3 separate regions of the Homo sapiens genome follow, and regions 2 and 3 are each linked to region 1. A link is a contact called in ENCODE Hi-C or POLR2A ChIA-PET data. All regions are on one chromosome and are shown on one strand. The core of a region is the stretch at or near the end of the contact, and the rest is flanking DNA. Distances in the headings are between cores, read along the strand shown. Region 1 overlaps LINC01619 (long intergenic non-protein coding RNA 1619). Region 2 holds the start of PLEKHG7 (pleckstrin homology and RhoGEF domain containing G7). Region 3 has its middle 87 kb from the start of LINC02397.

Region 1 (2,510 bases), core at 8-2,507:
TAATTAAAACAAACTTACATGACATATTTCTTTTCATAAAGGTAGTTTTTGTTTAATTGTAGAAAAGTTAGAAGATACAAATAAGGGAAAACAAGGAGAAGAAGGGAGAGAGGGAGACATGAATGAAGAAAGAGAAGAAGAAAGGAGGGAGGGAGGAAGGGAAAGAGAAAAGAAGACTTGCAGAGAAAACTTATCATCCCCAGAGAAGCCATCATTAGCATCTAAATGTTCAGCTTTTCAAAGCCCCCACCCCTTTTTTTTAACTATATATGGTGGGGTTATTTTTACAAAAATGTGATCATAGTCTTTTTTTTATTTTTATTTATTTATTTTTTTTGAGGCACGGGGCTGGCTCTGTTTCTCAGACTGGAGTGCAGTGGCTTCCTGCAGCCTTGAACTTCTGGGCTCAAGCAATCCTCCCACTTCAGCCTCCAGAGTATGTGGGACTACAGGTGCATGCTGCCACCACACCTAGTTCTTTTTTTTTAGTAGAGACAGAGTCTGCCCAGGCTGTTATCAAACTCCTGGGCTCAAGTGATCCTCTCGCCTTGGCCAACCAAAGTGCTGGGATTACAGGTATGAACCATTGCACCTGGCTGAATCATACTTTTATAACTTGCTTGTTCCACTACTCCATATATCTAAATTATTAAATATTATTTCTACTAAATTCTTAATACTAGGAGTTCTTAACCTTTGAGTGATAGACAGGTTCCTGTTTAAATCTCTTTATATTACATGAAAATGTTGAGCATATGGAGATTTTTCTAGGGAGATGGTTCACAGCTTTTATTGAGCTCCCCAAGGGTGCCCACAATCAAAAATTTTTAAGGCCACTGTTTTACACCCTCATTTTAAATGGTAAAAATAGATATATCTGGAAGAGATATAAACAGACACATATCATGATTTTTTTAACCAAATTCTTGTTACACATTTAATTCCATCCCACTTTTGAACTATTATAAACAATATGCAGTGAACTTAGCTTTTAAAACTTTAACTACATAACTATTTCCCGTGATACTGGCAGAAATGACATTGCTGGGAATTTTTTCAGTGTGAAGTAACACAGATTGACAAATTGTCACAGCACTTAACAAGTGACTTTTTACACCATAGAACCCACCTTGTTCAGATACTACAGCTAGAACTGTATCATGAGAGAGCCACCCTCCTGCACATACTGCAGGAAGGAGCAACATTTCCTGCATTTGTTTGGTTTTGTTACCGACTTGCCGCCCTGCCTGCCACTTTGAGGCACAGTTGCAGCGCCTCTGTTTACATTTTTGGAGGACACGTGGACAAGCCCAGGCAAAGCCGAACAGCACACGGTACATCAATCACACAAGGAACATCTGCTGATTCCCTTGGGGGAAACAGAATGATTCCGAGAGTTGGGGCACTGCCAACGGGAAATTCACACAGATGAAAGCAACAGAATTCATGCTTGCAGTTTCAAGGGGGTGGAGGAAGGAGGAGAAAGAGAGTGGGTAAGCAGCAAGGTGAAATACAGGGTTCCCCCCCGAGTCTCACTTGTTACATATGAAAAGGTTTAAATCAGTGTTTTAAAATATCGGAACTGGAAGTTGTGAAAGCAAAACTATTCTTTGGTTTCAGATGTATTTTCATCTAGAGACCTTATTAAGGAATTTGCTAGAATAGTTTTAGTGACCCAAAAATAAATATTGATTGGTTCTGTATGTATTTATAAAAGTATACCTGGTCTGGGGGATCTGAGGCTACTGGATCATAAGAGAGTACAATGAAACCAGAGTGTGCTAACCTGCACATCTTGAAGGACTAACATCTTCCAGGTTTGCTGTTGTTTACGTGCTGCCTGTGAAAAGCAGAGTTTTGAGTGTTTTCAGCACCAAAGTCCCCTCAAAGCAAAAGAACAAAACCATCAAGATGTTATTGGTAATTCATAATCTGAAGCTGAGCATATAAGAATTTGTCTTTTTTAATTGTGGATACATTGAATTTGGGCTCCCAAATGGTGTTCTTATGATTTCAGTTTTTCTCTCAGAGAAAATACTGTACCAACAAGCCCTGTCAGAAGTCACCTCCAAATGCATGGAATACCAGGAATGACCCCTCCCTTCCTTCAGATCTGATATTTCCTTGGCAAGCACTTTTTCTCAGACTATCTTGCCATCGAATTTCTATACCGCCTCAAGATGACACTTTGTCTAGCAAAAAGTGATGCAAAGCTCTTTTGCAAAAGCCCCTCAAATTAATACACCTTACATATTTTCACTAATAAAACTTTCCTTGGAAGCCCCATATGTGTAATTATGCTTTCACAGATGTAAACAACTAAAACACAAGAAGATTAAATGATCTCTCTGAGATGACCTAGCAAATCATCCACCAAATGCATGATGTCTGACAACTTATGACATACAAATGCTTACACTGACAACTCGCCCTCATCCTTGTTTCTGTGCAGAAAAATAAGGGAAATCGTTTACTGGCCCAGAAGACCTCACGATGGCAAATTCAATCAG
Region 2 (2,510 bases), core at 7-2,506, 670 kb after region 1:
GTTCTAAGTAAATGATGTTCTAGTAAGATCAATATGAGAGAATTAAAGACTAATATAAAGTTTATCACAAGGCCAACATCTATAAGTTAGACCTTTTTTTCTTTTCCTCTAAGGGCAGTGGTTCTCAAATTTTAACCCATGTAAGAATCACCTGGAAGTCTTGTTAAACACAGACTTCTGGCTGGGCACAGTGGCTCACACCTGTAATCCCAGCACTTTGGGAGGCCGAAGTGGGTGGACCACCTGAGGTCAGGAGTTCGGACAGCCTGGCCAATATGGTGAAACCCCGTCTGTACTAAAAATACAAAAGTTAGCCGGGCCCTGGTGGTGTGCACCTGTAATCTCAGCTACACAGGAAGCTGAGGTAGGAGAATCGCTTGAACCCAGGAGGTGGAGGTTGCAGTGAGCTGAGATCGTGCCACTGCACTCCAGCCTGAGTGACAGAGTGAGACCCTGTCTCAAAAAAAAACCACGGACTTCTGACCCCATCCCAGAGTTCCAGGGGTTGGAGAGCATGGAGGGGGAAGATTTTTCCTTTCTAACAAGTTCTCAAGTCATAGTGATACTGCTGGTCCAGGGACCCTACTTTAAGAACTACCGACCTCAGGGAACCTTCACAGTAAGTATCTGTAATGAGTCCAATCAATGAAAACTTCAGTGAATTAGACTTCATTAGAATTACTTCAACTTTGTTTTGGGAAAGTCTATAGACATTTTTGTTTAATGCTGCATACATATGCATTATCTCCACCTAGGCATCAAATAAATATTCTTTGGGGTACTGATCTAATGAGAATACTGGTAGATATAAATGCTCTTCCATTTGCATTTTAATTATTTGAAAACTAATGTTCACAAATTCACTCCCTGGTGCTCTAATCATTTCCTCTACTATTCAATGCTTATCAAAGCAAGTCATTAATAAAATAGATCAACACAAAATGTTTTATGATGTGAAGAAAGTAGAGTCCCAAAGAATGCATCTCACAACCTTAGAGAAAATAAATGAAATAGAAACCTAGAACTGCTTCACTGAACTATGAGTGATGATTTGTTGAATGCCTCAAGAGGAAGTAAAAAGTTACATTTGCATCATTTCTGTATTTGATCAGCCGTTGTTTACCTGACTTGTTCTTAGGCTGCCTTAGATTCTGAGCTGGCTTCCCTTTAGGCTTTTTCATAAACAAATAACTGGAAATGTCTCTAAGGAGGGGAGAGACCAGTTCCTCATTGCAGCTGGTAGCAAGGTTGCTTTCACTCAGCCAGGAGGACGCATTGTTACAGGTGTGGAACTTGTTGCTCCGAGCCCTCGCCTGGCAGCTCACTCTGGATCTGCGGGTTCTGAGGAGCCTCGGGACCCACCTGGGTGCAGTTGCCTTCAGGGACAGACCATCTTACAGGTATTAAAGGCAACATTCAGCTGCTTTCTGGGTTTCTCTCTTGCACTTTCCTTTTGTCCTATTGCTATCAGTTTCGCTTGTTTTGCTGATCTCTCCAGGTCTCATTAGAATTAGTGAATCATTAACCTGCAATGGTTTCATTTCTAGTACAGTGAGATGGCTTCCCCAACAGTGTGGGTGGGTGTTTGCTGGATTCTCAAAGCTTGGAAGGTCAAAGGTTGGTGAATTTTCTTTATGGTGACCATGTATTAATTTCCTCTTTTAAACATAAAGAAGAGTTAGCATGAATGGATTGACTTGTTAACTTTTGATTCTACCAGATCCACTGGGTGTAGTCATTTAGGGAAAGCTTCCCAGGAGCCTTAGCCATTATCTCATTTAATTTCTGCAACAGGCCTGTGAGGGAGGTTCTTTGATGTCCTCTTGGTAAATGCTGCATGGCAGTTGGCAGAGGAGAAGTGGCTTGTCCTAGGTCACACAGCCAATTGGCGGTGATACTGGAAGAGAAACCAGACCCATTTCTTCTGGTGCTTGAGCTCTTCCTGCCTTTCTGCAAACCACCTCCCTAAGCCCTGCTGTTTTTAAAGTTTCTCCATTTCCGCAGTGCATCATGTCGGCAGTTACTATTGCCTTGGTTCCAATATTTAAGACAGTGGCTAATAAATAATTCTTACCGATGTGAATCCTATTGGCCATAAATAACTTCCTACCAGCAGCTACACCCCTGTGTCTGAACGACTACAAAGGAAACCCAAAGCCGTATCCTAACCCCTCAAAAGAGGAGAGGAAAAGGCCAGAAGGACAGAGGGGAAACCCAAAGACTAAGAAATCTGATCTAACTATTATGCAAGTGCCTATGCAAATATACTGAATTCCTTTAACATTGTTGCTGCCTAGAACTTGGACAGTCTTCTAAAGGAGAAAAATAATAGAACGGCCCTGATTGTATGTATGTGTGAAAGTACCTATTGATTCAAAATTAGCTGGGTGGGGTGGTAAGCATCCATAGCCCCAACTACTCAGGAGCACTGCAGCATGAGGATTCTGTGAGGCTAGGAGTTTGAGGTTACAGTGCGATATGATCACACCTCTGCACTCAGCCTGGGCGAC
Region 3 (2,510 bases), core at 4-2,503, 520 kb after region 1:
TCACTGAGAATGAGGCCATCAGAGAAAGCCTTCCTCATTTCTCCCTTTTCTACCTCTTTATTTCTCTAGATCTTCACCCTCCCTTTTTGGGAGAGGAACACTTCCTCCCTCCTGCAACCTTCCTCCACCTATCTATACTCAAACATTAACTACTAATGTGATCAAAGAATCATTATTCCTTCATTCCATAAATAACTCCACACCAGCACTTGATCCCTGTCTTCCTTTCTCTTCTGTAACTTGTACCACAAATCATGCTTGTTTATTTAATTTCTCCCTCACTACCACCATCTATTTCTAAACCAACAGCCTACTCAAGTCTGCCTGCTTCCCAAGAGTCCTCACTCAATCCTGCTTATCTTTTTGGCCAACCTCCAACTCTCTGGAATTTGACCTCAGGACTTCTTGGAGATGATTGGATGGCTGTTTTTACCTTCTAGTGACCCACTCACTCCTCAGCCTTTATCATCTGACTTTCCAGCCTGCCTATGTGTTTTTTACCCTGTTGCAGCCCCTGCCACCACCCCAGAATGCTGTTCTGTTGCACTCCTACCCGCTATGGGACTGTGTACCTGCCAGGCCTCTAGATGCTGCATCCCTCTCCTTGACCCTCATCTGAAGCCCAACCCTATGCCAATCTATAGAATGAACCCCAATTCAGACAAAAGAGATGTCAAGGTAACCAACTCCACCCTCTGAGATCCACGACTAGCCAAGGCTTGCCATTGCTCCACGTTACATCTCTGTTGTGAGAGCCATCTTGATTCTCATGTGTGAGCCCAGATTTGGCTCTAAGACTGATCTCTTAGTTTCATTCCTGTTCAACCTATTTGTTGAGCATGTATTATGGGCCAGACTCTGGCACACAACTCCTACACATGATTACCCCTCCCGTTCACAACACGGCGATGCTGGAGAGCCCTACATAGTCAGCAGACCCATGCTACAGAGGGTTTGAGGAACTCTTCCAAGGACACACAGCCATTCCATGGTGGAACCAGAACTCAAACAGGCATTCTGATTTTAGAGCCTTTGCTCAATAAATAGTTATAACAGAAGAGAGAGTGGAGACGTGTGTGTGTGTGTGTGTGTGTGTGTGTGTGTGTGTGTGTGTAGGGGTAGAAGATAGTGGTGGGGGAGCTTTCTGAGACCCTGCTACTCATGCCAGATTTTCTGGTCCTGATTAGCTACTGCCTGGCTGCCAGAAGCTGTTATTATCACTCACTCCCGTGCTCCTGTCACTGGGCTTGTGGAAACTTGCCCTTCCTTCTGCTCTCGGTCTCTGATGCTGACAGCTATGCTGGAAAATCCCATGCTGGCCACTGCCACACTTACCAGAGGCATATTGTACGTGCTGGTCTGGACTTCCTGCCTGACCCCTACGTGTCCTGTGCCTGCCCCTTCACAGGAGGTCGGTCTACTTCCTGGCCAGGGCCTTTCCAGCCTGTCTCACCCCTGTGCAGGTAACAGAGCTCTTTTCTCTGCCACCACTTCCCCACGGAGTCTTTTCCATGGTTCTCCCTGACAGAATTCATGCTACATAGTCTTTGTTAACTCATGGCATGCACTTTCTTCCTGCTTCTTTCCTCAATTTATGTGAGATTAAGTTAATACCAACCTATCTTGTTAACCCCTTCTAATACGTAATCTTCTTTATTTTAAAATTTAAATGTTTGTTATATTGAATTCAGTAACTAGAACATTCTCCTCCAAAATAAGAATGGTACAAAAACCTCAAATAAGTAAGTCTGTTGGGGAAAACAAGTTCCCCCAAAGAATAAATCTACCAGGAGAGTAAAAACGATGATAATCAGAACAATGATCAATAATCACTATTGTCAAAGTGCCTGGCAATCACCAAACACCAGATTCATCGGCTCTTCACCGTCCTGTAGGATGACTTCTGTGACTTGCTAAAACCCACACAATAAGTATAATGGTGACAAGACTCAACTCCCAGGCTCTGACATTAAGTCCTATTGTCTTCCTAAAATGCTCCTTAAAGAGAGGATTTCTGTCTCACATGGTCATCTGGATCATTTGAAAACTTCAAGCAGAAAGTCCCAAGGTCACCATTAAATGTTTTCCAAGATTACACATCTTCAAACAGAAACCCAAAATAATGAAAACCAGGAACCAAGACTTCCAGCTTCTCTAATGAGAGTAAGTCTTAGTTCTTTTTCCTTACTCCACAAGAAAAATTATATCTCCCAAGGGGAGTTATGGGCTTTCCAAAAGAGGAGCAAAGGGATTTGAGCTTAGGAAATGAAACTTTGCTCAGCACTCTTCAGGAATGACGTTCTCCTTCCTCCCCTATAACAATGCAAGTGCACATTCATTTTCTTACATTTTAAATCACTGAACAAAAAGGCCTAGTTTTATTTATCCTGCTGCTGCCACTGTGGCAAAACTAAATGTGTGGTGCATAAACTGTTTATAAATCTTGTCTCCAACAAGAGAACTGAGTGTGCACTTTTTGAGGACCTTAGTTCATTCAGAATGATGAGAAA

What was found. A loop is a pair of places that touch in the nucleus more often than their neighbours do. ChIA-PET counts read pairs that join two places held with the same protein, here RNA polymerase II (POLR2A). Pooled maps may share reads with other maps.
Region 2: a loop to region 1 is called in a map with no recorded cell type, with 10 times the contacts of the local background. The contact joins the promoter of PLEKHG7 here to the enhancer-like site in region 1. A Hi-C loop is called at or near these places in 3 of 37 single-sample maps with no recorded cell type and 3 of 50 pooled maps.
Region 3: a pooled map shows a loop between it and region 1 (4-fold over the local background). The contact joins two enhancer-like sites. A Hi-C loop is called at or near these places in 1 of 168 maps with a recorded cell type or tissue (sigmoid colon), 13 of 37 single-sample maps with no recorded cell type and 9 of 50 pooled maps. POLR2A ChIA-PET finds 5 or more read pairs at or near these places in 2 of 52 experiments (CD4-positive, alpha-beta memory T cell and T-cell).

What each region holds. Positions count from the first base shown.
Region 1 is chr12:92,033,759-92,036,268 of GRCh38, forward strand. The region is part of intron 1 of LINC01619 (long intergenic non-protein coding RNA 1619); the gene reads right to left. Among named protein-coding and RNA genes, the nearest start is that of LINC01619, 110 kb to the right of the region's middle. RefSeq lists enhancers at 1,215-1,509, 1,233-1,542. Within about 2 kb of position 1,258, at least 27 of the 41 ENCODE cell types and tissues checked have a DNase peak (open chromatin) inside an H3K27ac peak, as active enhancers do; they include sigmoid colon, where a contact is called at or near this core.
Region 2 is chr12:92,701,733-92,704,242 of GRCh38, forward strand. PLEKHG7 (pleckstrin homology and RhoGEF domain containing G7) reads left to right here and starts at 1,257. Exons shown (of 17, transcript NM_001377329.1): 1 at 1,257-1,400. RefSeq lists an enhancer at 1,398-1,457.
Region 3 is chr12:92,552,263-92,554,772 of GRCh38, forward strand. No RefSeq gene overlaps it. Among named protein-coding and RNA genes, the nearest start is that of LINC02397, 87 kb to the left of the region's middle. RefSeq lists enhancers at 1-59, 1,189-1,378. Within about 2 kb of position 1,254, at least 19 of the 41 ENCODE cell types and tissues checked have a DNase peak (open chromatin) inside an H3K27ac peak, as active enhancers do; they include sigmoid colon, where a contact is called at or near this core.